Regions from separate parts of the Homo sapiens genome. Here regions 2, 3, 4 and 5 are each linked to region 1. Evidence: chromatin loops called from intact Hi-C (ENCODE). Cell type or tissue: endothelial cell of umbilical vein. All regions are shown on one strand.

Region 1 (5,000 bases):
GTCTCCAGTCCACTGCTCCTTTAAACTGCCCTTGCCCAGGTCACCCATGGCCTACCTCTGTGTTGCTCAGCAGACACTTTTCAGCTCTTATTTTACTTTACCTCTCTATGAGTAATTGATGCTGCTGATTCCCCCCTCCTCCTGGAAAATCCCTCTTTAGTTTCCAGAACCACATCATTTTTTCTCAGCCATCATCATGGAATCCTTTCTCCTACACTGTATTATACAGCATTACCTGGAAGCAGACTCTGAGGTGGAGAGCTTCCTGCAAAAATGTTTGTTGCAGAGTGCCCTTGAGAGATACACCCGTAAGGAAGGCAGGAGCAGTAGGTGGAGGGAAAAGTTGACCCACCATAAAGTTGTAGCCAACCCTAACAGACACTCTAGAGCTAAAACAACCCTTCAGAACTGTCTCAAATTGAAGCCAGGGTGGCTCAGCCTTGTTATCTGAGCATCAGCCAGTCATTGGCTGTGGGTCACCATCTAGGATGGTTGTAATCTTGGACAAGGCAATTCTCGGTGGCTAAGAGGGATTCACATGGAGGGGGACACTCTGCGCATCAAAACTGAACTCACTATCTCCACTCCAACCCTCTTGCAAATCCACTGCTTATCTTCATTTCCCAACTTCCTCAATAGCAGCAACAGCATCCACCTACCTAGGCTGCCAGAGCAGTCTTCTCTCCATGTCCCGTGTCCAAATAGTCACCATGGCCTGTAAATTTTACATCATTCATATATCTTGTATTCAATCCCTTTGCTCCATCCCCAGTGCTGCTAGTTTTGTTCAGAGTCTGATTTGTCCCTCCAGTTTCTTCCAATGAGACCCCTTCTTCTAGTCATGACAGACTGCAGTCTATTACTCTGTTTTGCACAATGCTTAAAATCCTTAACTGCCTTCTCACTGCTACAGGGCCAAGTCTGAACTCCTTAGGATGTCACAGAAGTTGTCTACTGACCTGCCTTCCTAACCACCCCCACCACCTCCCTTTCTGAATTCTTTTTGAACTTGCTTCTAGCTAACTGGCTTTCTAGGGTCTGAGTTACAGAGATAACTTTTGAGAGTTAAAGAAAGCTACCCACAATACTAGATCATATTATATTTGGCAGTGATTTCTTCTCAGTGACAAACAAAGCTCTTGACCCAGAACAGTGATAAGCAAGGCATTTCATTAAATACCAGTATTAACCCCAGGAGATCACATGACCTTTTGAGCTTCCCAGCTTTGGCAAGAACACAGCCCCTGCCTGCTAGCTGGGCTAATCTGAGACTGAAAGTTGCCACTAAATCCTGATTAAGCATGACTTATGCCCCCAGCTGTTAACACTGATACACTCGCAGTGCCAAGACCAGGCGCCATTCCCCGGGCACTTATACACCCCTGTCTGCTAATGCCCGCTGCTGTTGCTGCCTGCTGGAACGGGAAGGAGAGGATCAAGGTCACTCTTGAGTCAGTGAGGAGCCAGGGAACTTTTGTTAACGCGTGCTTGATGGTGGTATGCTGGGTTTTGTTTATTCTCTGCATCAGGCCAGATAACATCAAGCAGAATCTAAAGTCTCTTCATTGGCGTTATGTGACCTGAAAGCATTTACTGCACGTTTCTAGTCTTAATCATAGGAAGAGAAAGGAGGGGGAGAGATGGAGAAAAAAAAAAAGGATAGGAATGATAAGAGAAATAGAGGGAGAGAAAGACTATCAACAGAACTTGTTATTTTTGAAAAATAACTTCTGGTGAAAATGGAGCTCCTCTCTGGAAAACACAGGCCAGTTTTGCTTTCAGAGTAGGGAGCTCGCCTTTTGATCTTTTGCTAGGAACCCAACACCGTCAGGGCAGCCACCCCCACGGACAGCTGAAGGCGGCCTCCCAGCCCCTCGGGTGGCCAGGGATGTTTTTGCTTTGGTGTCAGCAGGACCTGACGGCAGTATTTTGGAACCAAGGCTGGCTTCCTCCTCTCTCCGGCCCCATCCCCTTGCTCGGGTTTCAAGCGTGTCCCTTCCCGCACTGCCCTCTTGCATTCGCTTTCTTCTCGAGCTCGTGAATGTTACCCTAGAGGGGGCTGCAGCACCGCAGGCTTCCTCCTCGCCGCCACCATTTGCTGTTGTTGGCTGCGGCTCCGGGTGCCCGGCGCCAACTCCTCCGCAGCTAGTGAGGACCCTGCACTCAGCTTACCCAAACAGACGAGCCGGCGCAGAGTCTGCACACGCCGGGCAGCCCCTCTCGCTCACCCTCACAATTCTGAAAATGGAGAGGCTCATTGCACCACGTGCATTTCCCCAAGTGTGCACGGTCCACTACACCCAGGCACATGCAGCCTCGATTCACACCGGCTTAGCTCCAGTCCCGAGCCTTTGTCCCCCACCCGCATTTATGCACACTCCCCTGCTGCCAGTGATGGGTTGTTGACAGGTTTTTTTTTTTTTCTTTTTTCCTTTCCTTTTATTTTCAAAGTATCCATATTGGTTTCCTGCAAAATTCCTTTGGAGGCTTCCTGGACGTTGCATTCCGAAAGCATCTTACGGAACATGGTGTCGTCTTCACTACGTCATGACCGCCCTGCCAGGGACTTGTGTGTCCTGCATTGGCAAATTCCAAGTCCCTCATCATGGTCTAGAAACAAATCACCCCCGGTTCCTATGTCTTCATTTTCCTTTCATGTGTTCCAGTAAGGCATTAAAGAACAGATAACACTGTAACACTGAATTTGCTCATTGTTATTCCTTACTGAGGACACCCAGTTTGGGGGAATATATGGAAGATATCAGTAAATGACAAACATCTTTATAATAGCTTTGTTTTGTTTTGGACGGAGTCTGGCTCTGCCGCCCAGGCTGGAATGCAGTGGCGCAATCTTATCTCACTGCAATCTCTACCTCCCTGGTTCAAGCAATTCTCCTGCCTCAGCCTCCCGAGTAGCTGGGATTACAGGTGCGCGCCACCACACCCAGCTAATTTTTGTATTTTTAGTAGAGACGGGATTTCACCATGTTCGCCAGGATGGTCTCGATCTCCTGACCTCGTGATCTGCCTGCCTCGGTCTCCCAAAGTGCTGGGATTACAGGCATGAGCCACTGCTCCTGGCTTATAATAACTTTTTTAAAAAATGAAGACTTAAAATTGTATTTTGTTCACTGCTGTATTCTCAGACTCTAATGTAGTGCCTGGCTCTTGAATGCTTTATCAGTACTTATTGGAGGAATGTCAGGCAAGTTTCTAGGCACTTTATATTATTATCCCATTTCATCTTCATACAGCCGTTTGATAGATGACAAAAGGATAATTTGTGTGTCCAAGGTCATATAATCAGAAAGTGGTTGACTCCTGATTCCTCGTGTGGTCTGAGCCTAAGTTTTTAATCTATAGTACACTACTTCACACCATCCAGTAACTTACTATGTGTATTCAATTTTAAATTTGTACTCAATTTTAAATCTTCCTCAAACACCCTGAGATATGCTCACTGTGGTGCTAGCTAGCTAACCACTGCAGACCCTGCTTAAAATTCTCTTAAAATGTATTTATTATGTTTTTGGTAATATTCTCAGGTAGACTTCCTTGCATTATTCTTCTTGATTATGCTTTTACACATACAGGAGTTCTGCTATGGTACAATATGCATTTCTGGAAAACACCTTGCATCCTGGGAAACACACACTAGAACCAGACTCATGAGAAAATTAGATCGAGGTAGACCCCTCAGTACCCATGCAACTTTGTGAACAGAACACCCACAAAAACAATAACAAATCTGTAAAATCACTAGTACAGTTTAAAAGATGTGTTAGGTTTCTATAAATACTACTATAAATATAGGACTCTATCTTAAAACGTAAAAGTTTAATGACAGGGGAGATAAGGACCCATCCTGCTCATTCAATAAGCACAAGACACTGCAATCAGCATCTAGGATGCTGTAATTGGCCTAACAGTCCTACTTTATGAAAAGTATTTTAGGTTAAATTTTTAGGTAAATAAAAACAACACTTTATTTTAGTAAACACTAGACTTTATCAGATGTATAATATATATATATTATATATATCTTTAATTCAAAGTCAAATACTTCTTTTTTATAAGTAGGCTTTCCTAAAAATTACCGCAATTTTAATATGATGCATCATTTTGAAGAGATGGTCATATTTAAGGGCCATTTACTTTTTCCAGTAATTATTACTGACATATGAAAGTGGAAGAGGGGAAAATCAAGAGCTTTATTTTTACTTACCAGACTACCAGGAATTTCTTAACTTCAAAATCTATTTGGTTGAGCTATTAATATTTTAGCAAATAGGTTAATCTTTTTCTTAACACCATTTGTAGACCCATATTAGCGGCTCATCCAAACAAAGAACAACAATTTATGACAGGCAAAAGAGAAGAAAATGTTGGAATATTATTTAGCCATAAAAAGGAATGAAGCACTGATTTATGTCACAACATAGATGAACCCTGAAAACATTATGCTATGTGAAAGAAGCCGGACATAAAAGGGCCCATATAATATTATTCCATTTGTAGTTAATGTTCAAAACAGTCAAACCCATAAGATACAAAAAGTAGATTAGTAGCTATCAGGGGCTGGGAGTGGGGAGAGGAATGGGGTTTCTTTTGGGGGTAATAAGAATGTTATGGAATTAGTAATGATGGTTGTACAATCTTATACAGTCAAAACCACTGCATTGTACACTTTAATTCACTCACAAAAAAGTGAATTTTATGGAATGTGAAATTGTATCTCAATTTTTAAAAAGGAAAGAAAATACTGACTCCATTCATTCTTCTAATAGCTGGCCCTCTTTGGGGAAATCCAGACTACTGAGAGGTTTGTGTGGGCTGGTAAATATTAGTTCTTAGTCACAAGGCTGCTATACATGTCTCACTTCTAATCAGTTTTAAAATAAGACAGGATTTCAGATCCAGTGCTTTTTTTCTGTTGGGGATAGAAAGGAAGATCTGGGAAATTCACCCTGGACTGCCACGGGAAGGAAAAGAATTCACTA
Region 2 (5,000 bases), 79 kb before region 1:
TGCAAGCAGAGATTAGCTTAAGCATTGCTAGATTTTTTTTTCACTATCTCAAGTTTGCATAAGGATAATATTTCAGAATCTGAATCTAGTTCCTCTTTCTTTATCTGAATTGTATTCTTTAGTTGTATGTATTTGTTCTTAAGTATAGTCAAATATAGTGCCAAAAGCTCAATAGTCTAAGTATTGCCAGCTACAAGGTATAATATATATTTCATTTGTTTTTCCATAACCTAGAATTGGAAAACATGAAAATGAAGACCTGTCATTTACAATTATGCAGCCTCCATCTCTATATTTATTATTCTGCTAGAATGATACTGCTATCGTTTTAGACCTGAAACATTCTCTACCCTGTCCAGCTCTCTGCATATCCCTACCCCCACTGCCCCATAATGGATTAGACTCCAAAGAATATATTTTACTTTGTTGTTGTTCAGTCTAAAGCTCCTTCTCACCCTATTTTCCAAGGAGGCTGTATTGAATAGTGAATGAGAGCATTAGGCTTTGGACCAAATAGACCTAAATAGTTCAAATCCTGGCTGTTCCGGTGACTTAGACATGTTACTTTGGTCAAGTCAGTTAATCAGTTTTCTCATCTGCACATTTAGAATACCAGTATATACTTACAGTTGTGAAAATTAAGTGAGAAATATATTAGGTACATAACAGTGCCTGGAATAAGGGAGAGCTTAATGAATGCTAGTTAACTTCAGATCTATTTCCCCACATATTGAACTATATGGAGGAAATGATAGTTGGAGTCAATTATTTTTCTGTTCTTTGCTCCTTCCTTTTGTGGGAAAAGTAAGACCATTAAGAACATTTTTGCATTTTTTTATAGAGATAAAATCCATATAACATAAAACTCATTATTTTAAAGTATAAAATTTAGTTATTTTACGATATTCACGATGTTGTGCAACCATAACCACTAATTCCAGAATGTTTCCATTATTCCAAAGAGAAATCTCATACCCATTAAGCAGCAGTCACTCTCAATTCTTCCCCAACCCTTATCCCCTGGAAATGACTAATCAACTTTCTGTCTCTATGAGTCTGCCCATTCTAGACATATTATATAAATGTAATCATGTGATATGTGGCCTTTTGTGTCTGGCTTTTTAAATTTAACACAATGTTTTAAAGCTTCATCCATGGTATTGCATGTATCCATACTGCATTCCTTTTTATGCCTAAATAGTGTTCTATTTTATGCATATGCCATATTTGTTTTTCCATTCATTGTTTGATAGACATTTGGATTATTTCCTTATCTTGGCTCTTATTAATAATGCTGCTATGAACATTTGTGCACAGGGTTTTGTGTGAACTTACATTTTCAATTAGGACCATTAAGAATTTGCTTCCCAATATCACATGCTAACTAGTAGCGATTATTGTAATTTTCTATAGCAGACATTCAGAGTCATGGAGGGTGGGGTAGGGGTTGGGAGTGTCTTAAATTTCAGTGACTTCAAACAGTTTGAACACTCTTCTCTTTTTAGAATGCATGCTACAAGCAGATATACTGCCATGCTCTTATCCAGTAATTTAGGTAAAGTTAACTCAATAATAATTATATGCAATTATATAACATACAGGCAAACATATATGCATGCACATGCTGGGCTGAAGTGACTTTTTTAGTACAAAATAAGCTCTGGTCCTGCACTTACTTATTAAGGAGTTTTGTGTATAAAGATATCCCCTTCCCTCTATCGGGGCCCTTTTGGATCCCTTCAGCCTCCATCTTTTCCATTCTTCTGCCCCCATCTTTTCCATTCTTCTGCCCCCAGAATCCGATGCTGTCCTAAGAATGTTTGGCACCAATCATCTTTGAGAAAAGGTTACACAAATTAAATCTTTCACCAGGGACTTACAGTTTAACAATGTGATTCTTTTCCCAGAAGTAGTTCCACATTAAAGGAGAACAAAGTGAGGACAATGTTTGACCCAAAAGATGGTTACTAATGGTGGTTTCTTTACTCACCAGGAAGATATTTGAATCAAGGTCCTTGCCAGTGTTCATAGCTTCCCATTCGGATATGACTCTGAATGTCTGCTGTAGAAAATTACAGTAATTCCCATTAAGGAAATGACTGCTTTCTTCTGCACCAAGATTGTGTTTTCAGATCTTTTTCCATCTTTTGTAAGCCTTCACCCATTTTGATCATGTAAGATATGTATACAGCCTGATTCATATTATTTTTAACTTTTCTAAGGGTGTTCCTTATTAAAGTGTTGGCATTACCCTAGAAGTCCCCATTCAGCAGGGTTAATGCCCCACCTCCCCACCCGCCCCCCCGCCCACACAAAATGCCCCACCCCTGCTTTGACATTTGATACCTTGGACTCAAGTCTTGTTAAGTAACTTTGAAAAAGTTATTTAACCACTCTGAGCCTCATCAGTGTCCTCAGCTCTATGGCAATAATACTAATAATAATGTTAACCCTCCATAATTATTGTGCAGATTAGAGATTAAAACATCTAGCAAAGTACTTGGCACTTGATTAGTGCTCAATATATAGTAATTGTATTATTGCTGTTGCTCACAGTGAGGGGAAGTCAGATGTGGTTTCCTAGGTCCTGCCTATTTACAGAAGGTTCCTGTGTCTGGTGTAGCTTTCTTAGGTTATGCTCTGTCCTCTGATCCCCAAGCAGCTGCCTCTGTCTCTTTATCTCAATCACTTTAACTCCAGATTGAGTTGAATTGAATTGAAAGCAAAGATAAAGGAATAGTAACTTGAAGACACATGATCTACGAGCTACACAAAAACATGTTGAAGGGAAACAGACAACCTAGGAGTCCTGTCATGGTTTCAGTGCACTGGATTGCAGGAAGTCAGAAAACTGGGCTCCAGTTCTGGTTCTGTCATTTGCTAGGTGTAAGATTCTGGGCAAGATTTTTGAACTCTCTGAGCTTCAGTGCCCTCTTCCATAAAATGGTATTAACATTGGTACGACTTCATGCTTTGGGGTAAAGAGGTGAGATACCCTAAATGAATGATGACCAAATAGAGGCAACTGTAAATAAAAGATTTTTTATTTCCCCAGTGACTGAGGGGAGGCTGTTACTGGTTATGGGAACAGAGACATTAACACTCTTCAAAGTGGGGCAGTTGCACATGACAAAGAATTGTCCTGTGGCAGATGTCAGTAGCACTCCTATTGAGAAACACTGCACTTAATGAATATGTTTTTGAAATTTTAACATCTAACATGAAAAATCACTCCAGTGCCCACCAATTAATACATGGATTTCATTGACAGGGGTCTCTCTTCTTGTGTTCTGTGACTAGGATGTCTTGAGCATAATCCTAAACTTTTCATTTTCCCCCAGAAAAATGGACTCCAAAACAACCATTTTTAAGTTTCCCATCTCCTGCTTTCCCTGCCGCCAAATAAATGAACAAATCTCAATCTGAGTAAATCTCAGGAGTTAACAATTGGTAAGAAATGTATCTCAGAAAAATGGTGATTAGAATCATGAAATGAAGCTTGTTAAATGTGTTTTGAGCCCGTTGGAATGCAGGAGTTTTATAAAATACAAGATGGTATTGTTTTCCCCCGAATGTGGGTGCCTCCATGAGTTGTACTGTCGACAGGTTTACATTTTACAGCAGTATGTGAATAGCATGAGAAAAAACAAAACCATCTGTAATGTATCTAGGGTTCTTTTCCAATAAGTGTATTTTTCGATTATAAGGAGCATTAAAGTCACATTATAGAAAATTTGGAAAATAAAGAAAAGAACAGAGGAATCATCTATAATTATTCAACTCCTAAAATAACCACTATTAAAATGTTGATGTATTTCTTTTTAGTGTATTTCACTTGGTATATTCTCGATTTTCAACAACAGTTTTGTCATTGAACATTAAATCTAATACTTATATGATTCCTTTTGAAATTAGAAGTTGTTTTGTGATAAATGTCTTTATGGCTGCAGGCTTTGGGGGGAAATCGTAGGTTCTTGCATTTAAATGACTTTGAACTTAATGATGTGTTGTGCCTTAAAGCAAACAATAGGGAAATTATATTTTCAGCATCTAGAGTTGTTTGTGTTACACTCCGAAGCCACTTCTTTTTTTCCAGCTTTTAATCCCCTAGAGTACTTGAAGGAGCAGAACTATGAGAAGCAACACCACACTAATTTAGTTTTCATGCAGAGAAAGACTCTAGTGCTGGATTCAGATATTTTTGTGAGCAAATAAAAATCTCCGGAGACTTTGTAGCTTAGTGAATAAAGGATTGGCCTCCAACCAAACCCAACTAAATGAATTTGGTGGTCTCAGCTGAGTTTCCAGCAAGTTTTAGCCTGCATTACAAATTCATCACGCACAATTATGTGCAATTTGGCACAACTTCCAATCCCTGCTTAGTAGAGGCCCTCTGTTTGGGACAGAAGGGGAGCATAAAATACTTCTTGTGCCTAGAGGGAGCAGTTCTCTTAGGTCAAGGTTGTGTTACATATGGAAAGGGATGGGGTAGAAGTGTTGTCAAGCACAAAGAATCTAGGAATATGTGGGTACTGAACATTAGTTGTGTTTACCATTTGAAATTTCTCACTGTAAGGTTCTTCATTCAAACAGAAGATGACAGTTCTGACACCAGTGGGCACATAGATTCTCTCCCAGCTAAAACTGGAACAGGTGAGTTAAGATCCATACAATTTTGTTCTCACCTAACACTGGAATATAGAGCAGAATGCAAAAGCAGTTTAGAACGTAGTTGGAAAAAAAACTCAGACCTGATGAAGTGCCTAATATGTTGGAACAAATATATTAGGAATCTCTAGAAATATCACATATGTCTAGTATTGCAGTAATGCAGAATAATTGTTTGATTGAACATAGGCCAACTCAGGAAATGAAAATTTTAGCAATTAACTTACTTTCCATGGTCCATTCTTCTTACATTCCATATATTCAACTTGGGTTTGTTTTAATTATTTGGAGAGAAGTATATTGAATAGCTGAGTGTTCCTTGCTTTGTGTTC
Region 3 (5,000 bases), 180 kb before region 1:
AAAAAAGTCTATACATGTTCAGTACAAATGCAATTTTTTTTCAAAATTTTCTATCCACGGTTGATTGAGTCCACGGATACAGAGCCCGCTGATAAGGGGGTGCTGACTGTATTTTAAAGCCCATCATACTAGCAAAACTTCAAGAGTAAAATTATCTATTCCTGGTAAGAATGTTAGGAAATGAGCATCTTAAATGTTGCTGGTTGGGTATTAGTTGTCACCATTTTTGAAAGTTATCTTGCTGTATCTAATAAAATTTACAAATACATATGCTTTGACTAAGCTATCTAACTTTGGAGAATCTCTGGAAAGCAAGCAGCAGGAGATAAACATATGTTACACTATGTTTATTACCTCATTATCTTCCAGTCCTTTAAACTGTAAAGAAAATAAATTTTCACCATTAGGAAAATATTTGAATTGATTGTGGCATGTCCATACTATGGAATACTGTGCCGCTATTTGAAAAGAATGTTACATTTATGTCTGTCCATTTGGAGAGGTTTCTATGATGTAGATGTCATGATGAGTGAGGAAACCAAGGTGTAGAACAATATGTATGGTACTATCTCATTTCTAAACCAAATAAAAAGCTGAAACCTTACCTATGTCTATATATGAGTGTATATGTCTGTATGGGTATACATAAAGTGGTAGAAGGATGAACATCGGATGTTAACATTGGTTACCTCAGGAAGGAGGGAATGAAAGGGACCCTGGGTGGATGGAGATGACTAATTTCTCCTTTATACATCTTTTGAAGATTTTCTTGGTAACAATGATCATATATTAGTTTAGTGCTAAAAAATAACAAGAAAGTAAAATAATTCTAACTAGTTGTCTAATTTTATCAAAGATAGTGTAAAAAACTAGGCCTATATTTCTTTTCTAAAAATAGAATGAAAACTTCCACTTTCCCCCATTACTATAGGAAGCGTCGCTGATTACTTCCTAAACCCCAAGAACAGAAGCAGCTTACAAAAAATTGTAAGTGACCTGGGTTGTATATCTCTCACTGCTCTGTGGGCAAAGTCAGGGGAAAATGCTTCTTTCTAGAAGTTGTCAAGCTTCCCTGTGGTCTGTCTGGTTGGTTCCTTGTTTCTAGCTGGAACTGCTTTTCAGGTCTTTCATTTTAATCCAATTTGATGCTTTAAAGAAATTCTAGCTAGTAGGAGCAGCCCCATAATTTCCGGAGATCTCCCCTTAAATAACAATTCCACTAGAATCTTAGCTTCACACACACTACTAAAGCTGTAGTTCTTAGGTAGTGGGACGAGGCAAGCACCAGCAGTGATAATGGCATGCTTTTTGATGAGTCTTTGATGATATACAACTTTTCAAGCACATTGCCATCTTCATTCCTTTGGCAACAAATTTACGTGCCAATTCACGTGCTGACCCATCTGTGTGCAACCTGCCACTGTAGACCAGATATCATCGTGTTTGGGAGGCAGCACCTCCTCGAGTGATTAAGAGCCTGAGCTCTGGAGTCAGACTCCCTAGATCTGAATTTTACCTGAGCCACCCTGTAAGCTGTGTGGTCTTAGACTCAATTTCCTCCCCTGTAGGATGGGAGAGCTAATCACGTCCACCTCACTGGTTTGCTATGAGATAAACTCTATAAAACTCTTAACAAGTAGTGTGTTAGTCATCATTATTATTTGAGGGCTAACATTTACGGACGGGTGGCCACGTTTTCTTTTCATAGTATCTTAAACAGCCTCACCTATGGAACTACCGTCAATACTCTTTTTGGTTTTTTTTTTTTTTTTTTTTTTTTTTTTTTTTTTTGAGATGGAATCTCGCTCTGTCCCCCAGGCTGGAGTACAGTGGCGCGATCTCAGCTCACTGCAAGCTCCACCTCCCGGGTTCACGCCGTTCTCCTGCCTCAGCCTCCCACGTAGCTGGGACTACAGGCTCCCGCCACCACGCCCGGCTAACTTTTTTGTATTTTTAGTAAAGACGGGGTTTCACCATGTTAGCCAGGATGGTCTCGATCTCCTGACTTCGTGATCCGCCCGCCTCGGCCTCCCAAAGTGCTGGGATTACAGGCGTGAGCCACCGCGCCTGCCCCCCCGCCCCCCCCAGTACTCTTAAATACACTTTGCAGTAAGGAGAAAGTGTGGGAAGAAGAGAATTGTGAGTGGAGCATTTTACAATCATTTTTAAAATTAAGAACAGTTGGTATGTATAAAGTTATTAGCTATGTGGCAAGAAGGGGAAAATTTTGTCGGCTTTGCTAATTTACTTTGTTAAACTTAAATCTGATACATAAGGAGCTAAATTTATGACATTATCTAGAGCAAGAATTAAATTGGTAATCTTCCCTTGTCTTAGCAATAGAAACCCAATTTTCCAAAGCCAGCTCACCTGCGTTTGATGATCTATAGGTTATATTTTTTCTGTATTTAAAGTGTGACCTTACTGGATTTGCAAATGATATTGCATTTATTTTCATTAAATGTTTGAGTGAAAGTTTCTATATCTGACTTGTCTTCATTTTTCCTCCTAATAAACTTGATATTGTTTGAAATCTTGTTTGGCATTATAATATTAACAAATTCCAGCTTTTGGTGTTTTAGTGTCCTGGCTGTCAAGGGATGAAAGCTGAAGGGTCCCGTGTATTTGCACATTCGTAGGCTGTAACTCCACACAGAAACCACTAGGGGGCGCTGCCGCATTCTTTACCTTGTAGCAGGCGTATAAGCGGCAGGCGTATGAGCGTTTGCTAGCATCTTTAAATCATGTGTGTATGCTCATACTTAGAAAAAAAAAAAGAATGAGGCTTTGATAGTAAAAACAGACGAAACTCTCAGCAGGTTTCACATGTCAGTACTTAATTTCTGCAGAGTCAGAAAGAAGGCTTTGTTTTTTAGGCTGTACTCCTGTGACCAGCTACTTATGTTAACTTCTAGAAAAGCTTTGAGCATTTCTGTGACTCCCCAGTGCATTTAGCATTTCCTATGTAATAAGAAATAGGCCTTTTACATTACAGGATATGTATGAATAAAGGTGTGAAATATGAACCAATCATAAATATAGTGGTTTCCTCTCTAAAGGAAATATCTATGTTTGCAAATCCAGAGACAGGTGAAAATGAGGACTTTGTCTTTTCATATGCTGTTATTAAATCTTATTTATTTGGATGCAATTCATCGTTCTGTCGAAATCCCACTCCTTGCCCACTCCCTCCCACCTCTCTGCCTCTTTCCCTGGTCTCCAGCTGGCCCTTGGTAAGCCTTTCCATCTACCCTCTTTGTCAGAAGACTCAGGGAGTCTTTCTGACTACATAACTGCGAAGCAGAGATTATAATCTGTTTCTAAATCTGATTGTGGTCTTGTTTCTCATATGCAACTGACTTTCGCCCCCATCAAAGAGCCCTGTTTTTGATTTTTCATGTCTGGATGACTACAACATTATCTTTGGCAATCTTCCTTGTTTCCTATTTGAAGATGCTCTTCCAACCGAAAAGCATAATTTCTCTCACTCTTATCATGAGATTCCATTTCTTAAAATGTGACATAATGCTTCTCTGAGCATAGTCTACAAGTCTACATTCTGCACCTTTAAATTGAAGGTCCCCTTCTTACTCAGCTTCCATGACATGAAATCTCATAAATGACCTTGAGGAGGGTTTTATTCATGCTGGATCAAAGGCAAAGGGCATCGTACAGGCTGGGACGTTTGTCTAAGCATGAGAAGTTTGACAAAGATGGAAGACGCTAGGCAGGCAATAGGTTGGTTGCAATAAGAAAGGGCAACTTAGACCCTTGAACTCCTGACAGGGTTTCCAGGAGTTCCTCAAAGGTAGGGTGTAGGTACAGGAAAGAATGCAAAGTACAGTCCAATGAACCCTGAGGTTGGAGGATATAGATGCTTAATGGAGCTTGCAAAAGTCATTGTGAACCTTCTCTGTCTAAAACACTATCCTAGATGTTAGATGATGTTTTGAAAAAGAAATGGGCATAGACATGAATAGAATATGGTTTCTGACATCAAAGGAGTTAACAGCCCATTGGGGAAGACCAAGGAGCCAGTGCTATAGTAGGAGAGGGACAGAGAGGCTTAAGAGCTAATTCTGGAACCTACTAGCCTCAGGAAGTTTTGCTTCTAGCCCAGGATTCATTATTTACATGTGAACCAGATGAGCCAGCGGTGTTGCCCAGCAACCATCGTAATATACAGCCCGGGTGCTCTGATAGTGACATCTCCCTGTCAGCACTGCCTGTTCCTTGGGAATGTTTTCTTTGATTCATTTTCCCAAGAAATTTCATTAAGCCATATTCAAAGTAAAAGAGTTTTAAACCCCCACTGACTTTTACCCCTCTTCTGTGCTTGTACTTTATCTGCCAGAGAAGTCCCAGAGACAGCTGTACCCCTGCCTCAAGCTTACACATTCCATGAGAGTGGTTTTTGTTCATTAAAAATAATTTCCTGATATCTTCAACTTATCTTAAATTCATCCAAAAAATAAGCTTGATTGATGTACAGGTAGAATGTTGGATAGATGATAGGTATGAAATAAGTCAAATATAATAAAATATCAATTACAAAAATTAGATGTCAGGTATGGTGATCATCACAACACAATTCTTTAAATTTTCATATTTGAAATTTTTCATAAAAATGTTTTTTAAAAACAAAAAGTTATTTTGTAATTTTCTAATTTATCAAGAGTATCTTGCTACAGAATGGAGGAGATCCAAAAAGATAATGTGAAAGGCAGAGAATTCAAAACAAAATCCAACTCAATTAAAAATTTGCAATGGACTTGAATAGACATTTTCTCTAAAGATATACAGATGTTCAATAAGCGCATGAAAAGATGCTCAACACCCCAGTTATTAGGAAAATGTACAATAACACAACAATGAAATATCACTTCACACTACAATAGTTATTATTCCAAAATAATAATAATAACAACAACAGAAAATAAAATGTGTGGGTGATGATATGGAGATATTGGAATCTTCGTGCATTGCTGTTGGGAGTGTAA
Region 4 (5,000 bases), 350 kb after region 1:
CAACTAGGCCCCGGTAGATTCCTGGATGCTGTCAGTTTAAGAACAGTCAAAGGTTATTCCTTACTCCTGATGCCACCATGTACTAGCTGAGCAAATTGCTTCTGTGAACTTTTGCCTGCTCTCTAAAATGGGAAAATAACATCAATCTAGTAACATGGTAGTAAGGATTCAATAATAAAAAGCATATACATTTGCCTATAAATACTAGCACCCGCTCCCGCTTTGTGGTAGATTCCATTATCCTAATCTAAGGAATCCCTAAGCAGAAAAATACCCATTTTAGGATAAGGAAAAGACTTCACCATCTGGTCCTATAAATAGGAATTTGGGGCTAATGTTATTTGCACAAACTTTGCTTACTTGCTCCTGAGTTCACTGTTTTCCAGCTCTAACTCATTTGCTCTTGTTTGTATTCCTTTCTGAAATTGCAGAATTCTGGCTTTTTTTTTTTTAGTGTTCTAAAATTTCAGTATTTGGTTATTGGTGTTAATACAGTTATGGAAATAACTAGTTGTCCTTATTCAGAGATTCCTGAGTCAAGAATAGAATTAAGGTAGTTGCCAACCCAACGTGCTACGTGGCCTCACTTCTTGCTCCTCTTTTCTCCTCCCTGGTCCCATGCACAGCAAACCCTTTGTTCCCTTTCTATACACCCAATTTATGTTTTTTCATTGAAATCTCTACATTTCTCATTTCCCCATGTCTTCACGACATCTAGAATTTATAAGCCCTGGCATGAAGAGTGAATGGTAATGATCATGGCGATGTTAACAACTGTAACAAAATCATAATCACCTACATTTCTGTAGTTTTTTACTACATGCCAGGCACTTTTCTGTGTCCTTTAAATACATTAGCTTATACAGAACTCTCACAACAACCCTAGGTAGGTACTATCATTCTCATTTTATAAATGAGGAAACTGTCACTGAGAAGTTAAGTAAATTACTTGCCCAAGGCTACAGAGCTGCTAAGTGGCAAAGCGGGGATTTGATCCCATCATTAATGGCTCCGGAGTCTGTCCTCTGAACCACTGTCCGCTATGCTATATTGTGGATATGATCATTTTCAGCCCCGTTGCTTTGAAGGTAACCAAATGAGTATTTATTATGTATTTATTTAGTGTGCCAGCACTATGCTGAATACTGAAGAGAGAACTATGAATGAGATAATAATTTATAATCTCACTGAAGAAATGAGACACTGTTGATTGAAAAAGGCTTCGTAGTGGAGTTTTAACAACTAGATCAGGAAACAGACAGATTCTTGTGTAGTATAGCAGCACAAGGAAATAGAACTAGAACTTGTTCTTAAGGGAGGGGGAGGAGGAGGAGCCTGTCTTTAGCCCCAAGCTAATGACAAGGAGAGTCAAAGAGGCCATCTTGACTAGAGTGACAAGTTTGTATTGGGATGTGGGGCAGATAAGTTTGGAAAGAAGAGGAAGCTACTGTTCTACAAAGAAAGGATACACCCACAATTTCTAGCTTCCAGTCCTGTGTTGAGGCCTACAATAGGTTTAGGAAAGCGTACCAGTCAGAATGAGAGGCCTGAGGTGGCACAATAACATATCCCAGGTAGTAGATGGGCATTTCTCTACCCAGAACCTGAATATTTTGTCTGACAACTAGAAATTCCAAGAAGGTTACTTAGGTTATGTGTACCATCAAAAAAAAATCATTTATTAGCTTTATCTGGTGTTTAAACTGAGACCTTTTTACTTGGAAAACAGTAAGAATGAGTCTATATACTCTTCTATGAGATCTTCGCAAGAACACTGTGAGGTCAGTATTAGCCTCAATTTATAGAAGAAACTTAAAGGCTCACACAGTTGAATGACTTGCCTAAGGCCCACCACACGACTCTAGACTGGAGTCCGAGTCTCTTGGTTCCAATTTGGGAAGTCTTCCCCTCCACAAGGCAGCTCCTCATAGCTGGGCATGGAGATCAATTTGAGAAGTAGGTTCACACAAGACAGTGGTGTCACAGTTGAGCCAAAGATCCAGAGGACCCCATGATGCCAACCTACTCACAGAACTTCCAGAGACTTTCCTTTATACACCCGGAGCTGCCTTTGTTTCAAATAAGAGCCCTTAAGCACTACACATTCCAAATGCAGAGGAGATGATTTATCCTGAAAGAGATTATACTTGGTAGAAATGGCCTGTGAGCATTTGGTCCATATCTTATTCTCATGCATGACAAGGATTTTTACTTCTGTACTAAAACAATTTCTTGCACCCTCTCGGCTGGTCCTTAATTTGTAGCATGCTTGTGAAGGCATATTGTCACATAGAAGCTTACAAATAAAGGCCCCCAGAAAAACAAAACCGCTCCTTCATTTTCTGGCTAGAAGTAGGGTCAAAGAAGTAAAGTAATAAATTTTAGGCTAGAAAAATAAAAAGTGTGGTACAGGTCTGGGAGGAAGTCAAGGAGTATTGATATACCTAGCATGACCACAGTACCACTTGCTATGTAGGTCTTAATTGTACCCATTCTATGTCCCCACATCCTCTGGTTCCATAAATTCCAAAACAGCTCCAAAGGAATCCTATAGGTTTTGTTTGGAAAGCAGCCCTATGTTTCTCTGCCTGCTCATTCTAAAGCAAGCCTATCAAATTTGGAAACTAAATATAAACTGACAGAAATCAGCAACTAGCGAATTAAGCTAAATTAATAGAGTAGACTACTGAAATACAAAGAAAATGTTTTTTTCCAGGAATCTCTCTCTCTAGTCGCCAGGCTAGGTAAACTGAAGCAAGCCTCCGTCTCTGCAGCAAGCCTTTCCTTTGCCTGGCGGTGCTTCCCAGAGAGCCCTGCATGGGACCCCCCTCCAGAACTACTGCTCCGCCTAGTGGCAGCCTTCAAGCCTTCATCTACCAATTTTATGGGCATATTGTATGTATAATAACAGGAGTCAAATCCTCCCCCATCCCTGAAAGGACTTATGTCTTAGTGGATTTTAAGAGAGAGGGAAATAACATGCAAATGGGCCAAATGTACAAAGAACACACTGTGGGCAGCTTTCTAATTACAAGAAGAAAGCACGACTAAACAGTTGAGTCTTATGGTGGTCCCAAAGGGATTATAGGGTGGAAAAAAAAAAGTGCTGGACCAAAAACATGAGATTCTACTTCAAATCCTGACTCTGCCCCCAAATAACTATGTACCCTTGAGCTAGACAGTTCCATTTTATAAATATAAGTGACTTTTATAAGTATACACAATAAGTGAGAAATTCAGGCTTTCTCCCATGTAGATTCTGTCTTAAGACAATATTTAAGACTGTTTTTATGAAAATAAATACTACAGTTTCTCTATCTATGTATATAGTGTTTATGGAATAATAGACTATACAAACGCTAAATCTCATGATCTACATGTCACCGTTTCCATTGCCGCTACTCCTATTCTAGTTCAAATCCTTACCACTCTGTGCCCTCTGTGATGGATCACCTCCCTTCCTTTCATCAGCCTTGTAGGAATTCTTTTCCAGGCTTCAGACATGGGCAGAAAGCATGGTGGCTTACTTAGTGCCTGGAGAAACCAGTGTAACTATAAAAACTAACCCCCACCTAAAAATAAATGGGCCAGGGTAGGAGAGGGTTACATCCTCTGCCTGAAATCAGACAGGTGCAGTAGTTGTATGCAAAAAAAAAATGATTCTAATATGGAGATCTAATAAGTTGCCTAGGGGAAACTGGCCAATATCATGTGCCCCTCTCACTCCTTCCTCACAATTTCCTCATCCTCCCTCCTCCCTCATGGTTAATTTGCCATTCAGAGTGTGCAGCATTACCAAGAAAAGAGTCATTGGAAATACCAAAAGAGGATCTAGAAATTCCTTATATACCCCAGTTTAACAATTCCCTCTGATGAGCAGGAAAACAGACTTCAACTGGATTTTAGAAGTTGGTAAACTGAAATAGAGGAAGATAATGAGATTTGCCAATGGCCATTACTTAAATCATAGTAGGACCAAAACAAAGTTCAGAAGAACTATCTTCTAGCCTCCTGCTGCGAGTGTCCAAGAACCGTTTTCTGTAGGGACAAGGGAGATGTTTCCAGTGCCAGGGAGCCAGCTACCCTAATGGGTTTGGGAACTTAGCATATTTTAATTTCTACCTTTGCCATGTGGTGAAATTGAATAGTGATCTTCTGAGTTCCATCATTCTCAGTTCTATTGAAACTTGACTAAGCCTGCTTTCATTATTATTTAGAATTTTTGTGAAAGCATAAATATTCCTGGGACATCCTAAAGCTTTAAATCATAAAGTTGATTTTTAATTTTCTAATCTAAAACAGCTTGAACACCTGAAGAGACTTAGCAATGATATTACATTATGTTGCATCTGATAAGATTCCTTCAGGAAACAGTCATACTATGATCTAAAATATTGTATGGTTTACCAAAGATAAGTAAATTGTATAGTCATCTTTCTCTTATTAGCTTCTTCGAAATAAACTAACATGTAATTGTTTGACTTTGAGAAAAAAGCAACTAATGTTTGATGGATGAGTGAATGAATGGTTGGATGAGCCATAACACAATCTCTCAGTGAATGTATGGGTGGATGAGCTATATCACAAGCTCTCAGAGGCTTCCTTTCATCCCTCACAATGTTTCAGCTCTAGTTGAATGCCACAAAACTTGAGGGTCTCCAGTAATAGTGGTGATGATCTGGAATAGCACTAAATCAAGCACAAATCATTCAAAAACTTCCTTTAACTAAGGTGTCTATTTCCTTCCCCATTTTACTAGAGCTGCCCATATATAACTCGATTGATTGATGGAAGCCTTACTTCTACTTCCTGCCTTTCCTCTGACAGGAGGTAAGAATAAGCAATGTAGTAGGCCCAAGGCCAAAAGCTGAGCTGAGGAGATCTCATTCACTGCCAGACTGGTCACCCACCTCAGAATAATTGACAGCTGATTAGAAGTGGTGCTGAAATGCAAATGTCATACAGCCTGGAGAGACCCGGCAAGGGAAATAGTGAGGAAA
Region 5 (5,000 bases), 51 kb after region 1:
TGCAGTACAGATTATTTTCCATGTTGTTTGAACTATGTTTTTGGCCTTGGTTAGCAGGAGCCTCCCCAGTGTGCTGAGCGATTTCCACAGCTTCAGAACCAAGTTCATTGCAGTTCACAGCTTGTACCGTATTTCATCGATCCTAAGACACAAATTTTTTTTCTGATTATAGCAACTTGAATGAATTTCATAATTATAGCAGCCATAGTTTAGTGAGTGGCATTTTTAAAAGGGTTCGTAATGGCATATAAAATAGGAATGTCACTTCAGTCTATAGCATCTTAGGTTTGATGCAATGCTGTATCAGTCTTTCCAATATCTAACGAATAGAAGCAAAGCTAGGCTTAAGATTCAGATGCAGAAATACGATTATGGAACCCTCTCATTCCCTATCATCTGATGTGGATTATTCCCGCCTTTATTTACTGATCTCCCCAATCTGAGGGCCTGGAGAGAGTCTGTATGTTTGTCTTACCTTAGATCTGTTCTGTCACCTATCAAGATCAAAACCCTCTGCCCAGGACCTCCTTTATTCTTAATCTAGGGGCGCCTGTTTCCTTATCTGGAAGCAAGTGTACCATAATTCAGTAGCTTCCCACGTTTGGTCAGTAGCCAAATCAGCCAGACACTTGTTAAAATTATGAAGGCTCCGGCCCCTCCTACTTCAATGAGTATAGACCTCTGTGTATTTTATTAGCTTTCTTGGTAATTCTGATACACACCAACATTTGATAACCACAGAAATAGTGGTTAAGAGATAGACTGCCTGGATTTCAACCCTGGTTCCACCAGTGTAACCTTTCTGTCATTTTCTGTGCCCCAGTTTCCTTGCCTGTAAAACAGGGGTCAACAATGGCATGTACCTCAAAGGATCATTGTGAAGTTTAATAAAACAAGTCATGCAACCTACTCAGCACAGTACCCCACACAGGTAGCAGGTGCCCAATAAACATCAGCAATTATTACTCTCTCCCTGCAAGGCTGAAATTTCCCTACCTCATTCCAGAAACCAACCTCTTGTCTTTCCCTGGATTCACAGCAGCTGACAGTTTTGCCTCGTAACTACAGTCTTCCATGCAATCTCAAAGAAAGGGACTGAGAGGAAAAACTAAGATTGCTTTTGAATTTGTGGGGTCTGGAGCACATTGAAGCCAGTAAGTCTAAGACAGAATAAAGATAAAAGTTGGTTCAAGAAAGTCATCCAGTGAATTCACTCATAAATGCTTGTCTAATTTAGGGTTCTCAACCCTCTTCTGCATAAAAATCACCTCAGGAATTCCAAACAAAGTATCTGGGTGGCTGGCAGCCTCCATCCCCGCAAGAGATTCTGATACGGTTGGTCTGGGGAGAGACCCAGACATTGGCAATTTTCCCAGGTAATTTGAATGTATAGACAGAGTTGACAATCACTGATCTAATTGAATATTTAAAGGGTTCCAAAAACCTCTTAACTGTTAGTGGATATATCTCTTATATTTGAAGATGCTTTATAAACTCCCTTCCTCCCTGTGAAAATCAAAAACTTAGGAGCCCCTTGTCCCTAAAACAGGGATAATATACTGATTCCAGGAACTCCTGTAGTCAATGTGAATGCACTTTGTAAATTGTTAAGTCTATATGTGAGAGGAAGCATTCTGGTGCCTAATGTGAAGATGATCATCCGATCCTGTTACATAGCATGCACAAAGAGATTCAGAAATCCTCCAGTTACCAGGATGTCGCGTAATCTGAAGTATAATGCACCAGCCACTTCAATGTATACACTTTTCATTCAAAAAATAGGAACCATGAACATGTTAAATCATTTCGTAAAAGATAGAAGAAATTAAAACCTTCCTGAGCCCAATTTGAAGGGACAAAATAAAACATACGCTGAGAACATTCAGTCTTCCACACAGACTAGTCATCTCATCTTTTATTTTCTTTATTTTTCTTTTTCTAGATGGCCATTGTGTGAGATTAAGTATTTGGTCATATTTCCCACTGCTCTTCTCAGATAGCTAAATTTAATTCTTATCCAAATGACCGACTTACCCAACTGTATACCACTTATTTAATTAGACATAAAGAGATACTAAATTCCTCTCATCTGTTGAGGAAATGATGGTAACCTGGCTTTGTCTCCTACCCTTTAACAGAAACCTCATTTCCCCTTTTTTCCTAAAATGCCCATAAACCTTCAGTGCCTCATAGTAGTATTATGAGGATCAAATAAGTACGTGTAAGTACTTTGAAAACTGTAAAACCTTAGTCATCTCGTGCTCAAAAGCCTTCACTGTCTCCAGCTGTCTGGAGTCTACTCAAGGACCAATTCCTCAGCTGGGATCCAAGGCCCTGTCCCAAACCATCATTCCTATCTTATGTTCAGCTGTTTTACTGCATGTGTCCTGGCACACTGAGACCCATGCCACAGAGGAACTGGCCTGGCCAGAGCTGGAAGCAGGCTGGGGTCCCAGTTGTGTATCACATAGAAGACCACTGCAAGAAGAGTCTGAATGGGGGCTCTAGCAGACAGGGGGAACAGAAGGAAGCTACACAGCAGAAGCAGAATAGGTGGCAGAGGCAATTGATTGGAGGGAGGGAGAGGGGGTAGGTGAAGGGGATGAGGAGGAAGACAGAGGAGGCTGGAGAAAGGGGAATTGTTGTATAGCAATGTCTGTATGTTCATCACTATGCTAGGGGGAAAGACTGCTAAAATATTGGGGCCCCAAATAGCGAGCTTGGTTTTGGATGTGCTGAGTTTAAAGTATCAACAAAGCATTCAGGTAAGTGAAACTAGAATCCTGGAGATTGGAAGAGACGTAGATTTGTAAATCACATGCAAGGAGAAGACAACTCAAGTGAGGAAAGTGGATAAGATCAATCGGAGCACAGAGAGAACAGGGGCCTGAGGAAAGAGTCTTGGGGATGACAGCATTTGCTAGTCCAGATGAGTAAGAAAAGGCAGGGGACAAAACAGGGGAGAACTCGCTGCCAAAGAAGCCAGGGGAGCATATTCCGCAGCAAGATGTGAGGGAAAGTCATAGGATGTGGTGAATTACAGGATGCTGATGAATTTCAGAGGAGCCACGTCAGCCAAGCGGTGGGCAGAAGCCAGATTACAAAGCACTAGAGAATTCGGGAGTATTGGGGAAGTGGGTGCAGTGAACATGGGTTAGCCTTTCAAGAAGTTTAGAACTGAAAGGAAGGGAGGCAGGAGACAGGTTAGCCCTCACCACTGACAGAGTGGAGTGTAAAGGCAGGAAAGCACAAAGCAGGAGCTATGTGATAAAAGGGAGCTTGGTTTTAATAAAAAGAAGAGAAAGTGCTTTCGTCTTAATAGCTCAAAGAATGCTGATAGCAGCCGTGTGTGAAATTGATTTCTGAGGCCCAGCACCAGAGACAGAGAGGCTGTGAGGCAAATGGGGTAGTAAACCATGATTTAGCACCTTCACTTTCTCTGCTTATTACAAAACAGGCTTTAAAAAAGATGCCTGTGGTGTGCCTCAGCATTCTTGATATTTTCTGTGGCCAAGATCCATTTTAATATATTCCTGAGGCATTTTGGTAATTCTAACACTGCCTGAGACATTAATCTATTAACTTTTCACATTGCTAAGCATGTTAATGCAATTTAAATATTATTTCTCTTAAACAACATCGATGTGGAAGGAAAAAGAACTCTTCTTGCTGGAAACAAAAAGGTAACAGGCTGAAAATGCTTACACGTTGAAAGCACAATTAAGCTTTATAAACTCTCAAAGTATTTGCTTCTACTCTGCAAGCATTGAGAGCCAGAGATGGCTCACAAAAATCACAAAAAATCATGTCATGTTTCATGTACTGTTAATAATAAACATTTAATAAGTGGTTTTGCAGATGGCTCCTTAACATGATCATTTAATTTATAAATTAGAAGATGGTAGTCCTTCCCATATATACAATATCTGGATTATATTTTTCAGTTTAAAAATGCCAAAAGTATGCAGAATTTAGCCAGCCCCAAAACGTAAATATTTCTGTTGACTGGAAGATAGGAAGAGATGACTGCTATATTTGTCTCTAATCACCATTATTATTTCCCATTTTAATACAAGTAGAGCTGTACTATTTACAGATAATGATGACAAATTATAGTGGCCCGATAAGGACAGGTTCTTTTAGACAGTTATTTTAAATGAGGCACTTATACTACAATCTACTCTGGACAAGATTTTAAAGAAAAAATTGTAGGCTATCATGTTTTTGAAGTAAATACCTATTTAACTAGAGAATGCATGGCTTGATTGATGTAGTTACAACAAAAGCTATACTAAGACAATAGTAACTGACTCTCATTTATTATTGATAAAGGACTTAATATGTAGGAAAGCATTTTAAAAAACTAAGTTACACAGTAGGGAAGCACAATAACAGAGTTTCTGTTTTGATACAAAACAAAGTATGTCATGAAGATTATTGATATAGCACATTATAATACAAACATCACAGGAAGAAAAAAACATCATTCCTTAACACTTGGCTAGGAATTAAGTCAATATAGAAACTGAAAAACATCAAATAAAGCTGACTTTTATCTCAGCATTTGGGAGACTTTTGCTTACAAGTATTTATTGTTTTTCAAAGTATTAAAGAGTAAACTCTTATTAATAAAAAGTACAGAGTATAATTTAGCATTTCTTTTATTATTCAGAAGTCACTTTAGGATCTGCCATAGGTTCTGGATGCAGAAAATTGTATTAGCAAAGAAAGAAAGTCCCAGCAGAGATTCTCTGTTTCAAGAGTTGCTTTGTAACAAAACAATTCTTAGGACTGAAGCTGTAGGACTGCCTCTACTTGGATTTCATTTATTAATTGCACTGCACAACGTTTTTTCATGTATTAGCACTTATATTTAAAAAAATAACTCTATGAGTTACACAGAGCAAATGCTTATGTTCCATTTTACAAATTAGAAAATTGATTTGTAAATGTGCTTAAATGAAATAGACTAATTTAGAATCATAGACATTTTTGTAGCT

Evidence for each region. Hi-C counts contacts between places; a loop is a spot of excess contacts. Peaks named below come from ENCODE experiments on the same cell type or tissue, not always from the same donor. Only the 100,000 strongest peaks of a DNase experiment are listed, where the experiment ranks them.
Region 2: a loop joins it to region 1, with 7 times the contacts of the local background. A loop is called at or near these places in 12 of 110 quality-filtered maps.
Region 3: it touches region 1 in a loop (5-fold over the local background); 82 of 110 quality-filtered maps call a loop at or near these places.
Region 4: it touches region 1 in a loop (10-fold over the local background); 2 of 110 quality-filtered maps call a loop at or near these places.
Region 5: a loop joins it to region 1, with 5 times the contacts of the local background. A loop is called at or near these places in 2 of 110 quality-filtered maps.

What each region holds. Positions count from the first base shown.
Region 1 is chr9:18,436,582-18,441,581 of GRCh38, forward strand. It overlaps LOC105369293 (a long non-coding RNA gene), which reads right to left and starts at 923. Exons shown (of 5, transcript XR_001746429.3): 1 at 660-923. It also overlaps a transcript of ADAMTSL1 not described here. RefSeq lists an enhancer at 2,070-2,625. In endothelial cell of umbilical vein, a CTCF peak has its summit at 2,036; DNase peaks (open chromatin) are centred at 1,400 and 2,060; H3K4me3 peaks cover 1,006 bases; H3K27ac peaks cover 2,448 bases.
Region 2 is chr9:18,357,530-18,362,529 of GRCh38, forward strand. It overlaps LOC107986990 (a long non-coding RNA gene), which reads left to right. Exons shown (of 3, transcript XR_001746428.1): 2 at 3,342-4,653. It also overlaps a transcript of ADAMTSL1 not described here. Among named protein-coding and RNA genes, the nearest start is that of ADAMTSL1, 110 kb to the right of the region's middle. RefSeq lists an enhancer at 3,577-5,000. In endothelial cell of umbilical vein, no CTCF peak of the experiment used is centred here; DNase peaks (open chromatin) are centred at 1,042, 2,042 and 2,642; H3K27ac peaks cover 3,524 bases.
Region 3 is chr9:18,252,590-18,257,589 of GRCh38, forward strand. It overlaps a transcript of ADAMTSL1 not described here. Among named protein-coding and RNA genes, the nearest start is that of ADAMTSL1, 220 kb to the right of the region's middle. In endothelial cell of umbilical vein, a CTCF peak has its summit at 2,663 (motif pointing right); a DNase peak (open chromatin) is centred at 2,672.
Region 4 is chr9:18,788,430-18,793,429 of GRCh38, forward strand. The region is part of intron 19 of ADAMTSL1 (ADAMTS like 1); the gene reads left to right. Among named protein-coding and RNA genes, the nearest start is that of MIR3152, 220 kb to the left of the region's middle. In endothelial cell of umbilical vein, a CTCF peak has its summit at 2,860 (motif pointing left); no DNase peak of the experiment used is centred here.
Region 5 is chr9:18,487,754-18,492,753 of GRCh38, forward strand. The region is part of intron 1 of ADAMTSL1 (ADAMTS like 1); the gene reads left to right. Among named protein-coding and RNA genes, the nearest start is that of ADAMTSL1, 16 kb to the left of the region's middle. In endothelial cell of umbilical vein, no CTCF peak of the experiment used is centred here; DNase peaks (open chromatin) are centred at 3,048 and 4,998; H3K4me3 peaks cover 510 bases; H3K27ac peaks cover 3,389 bases.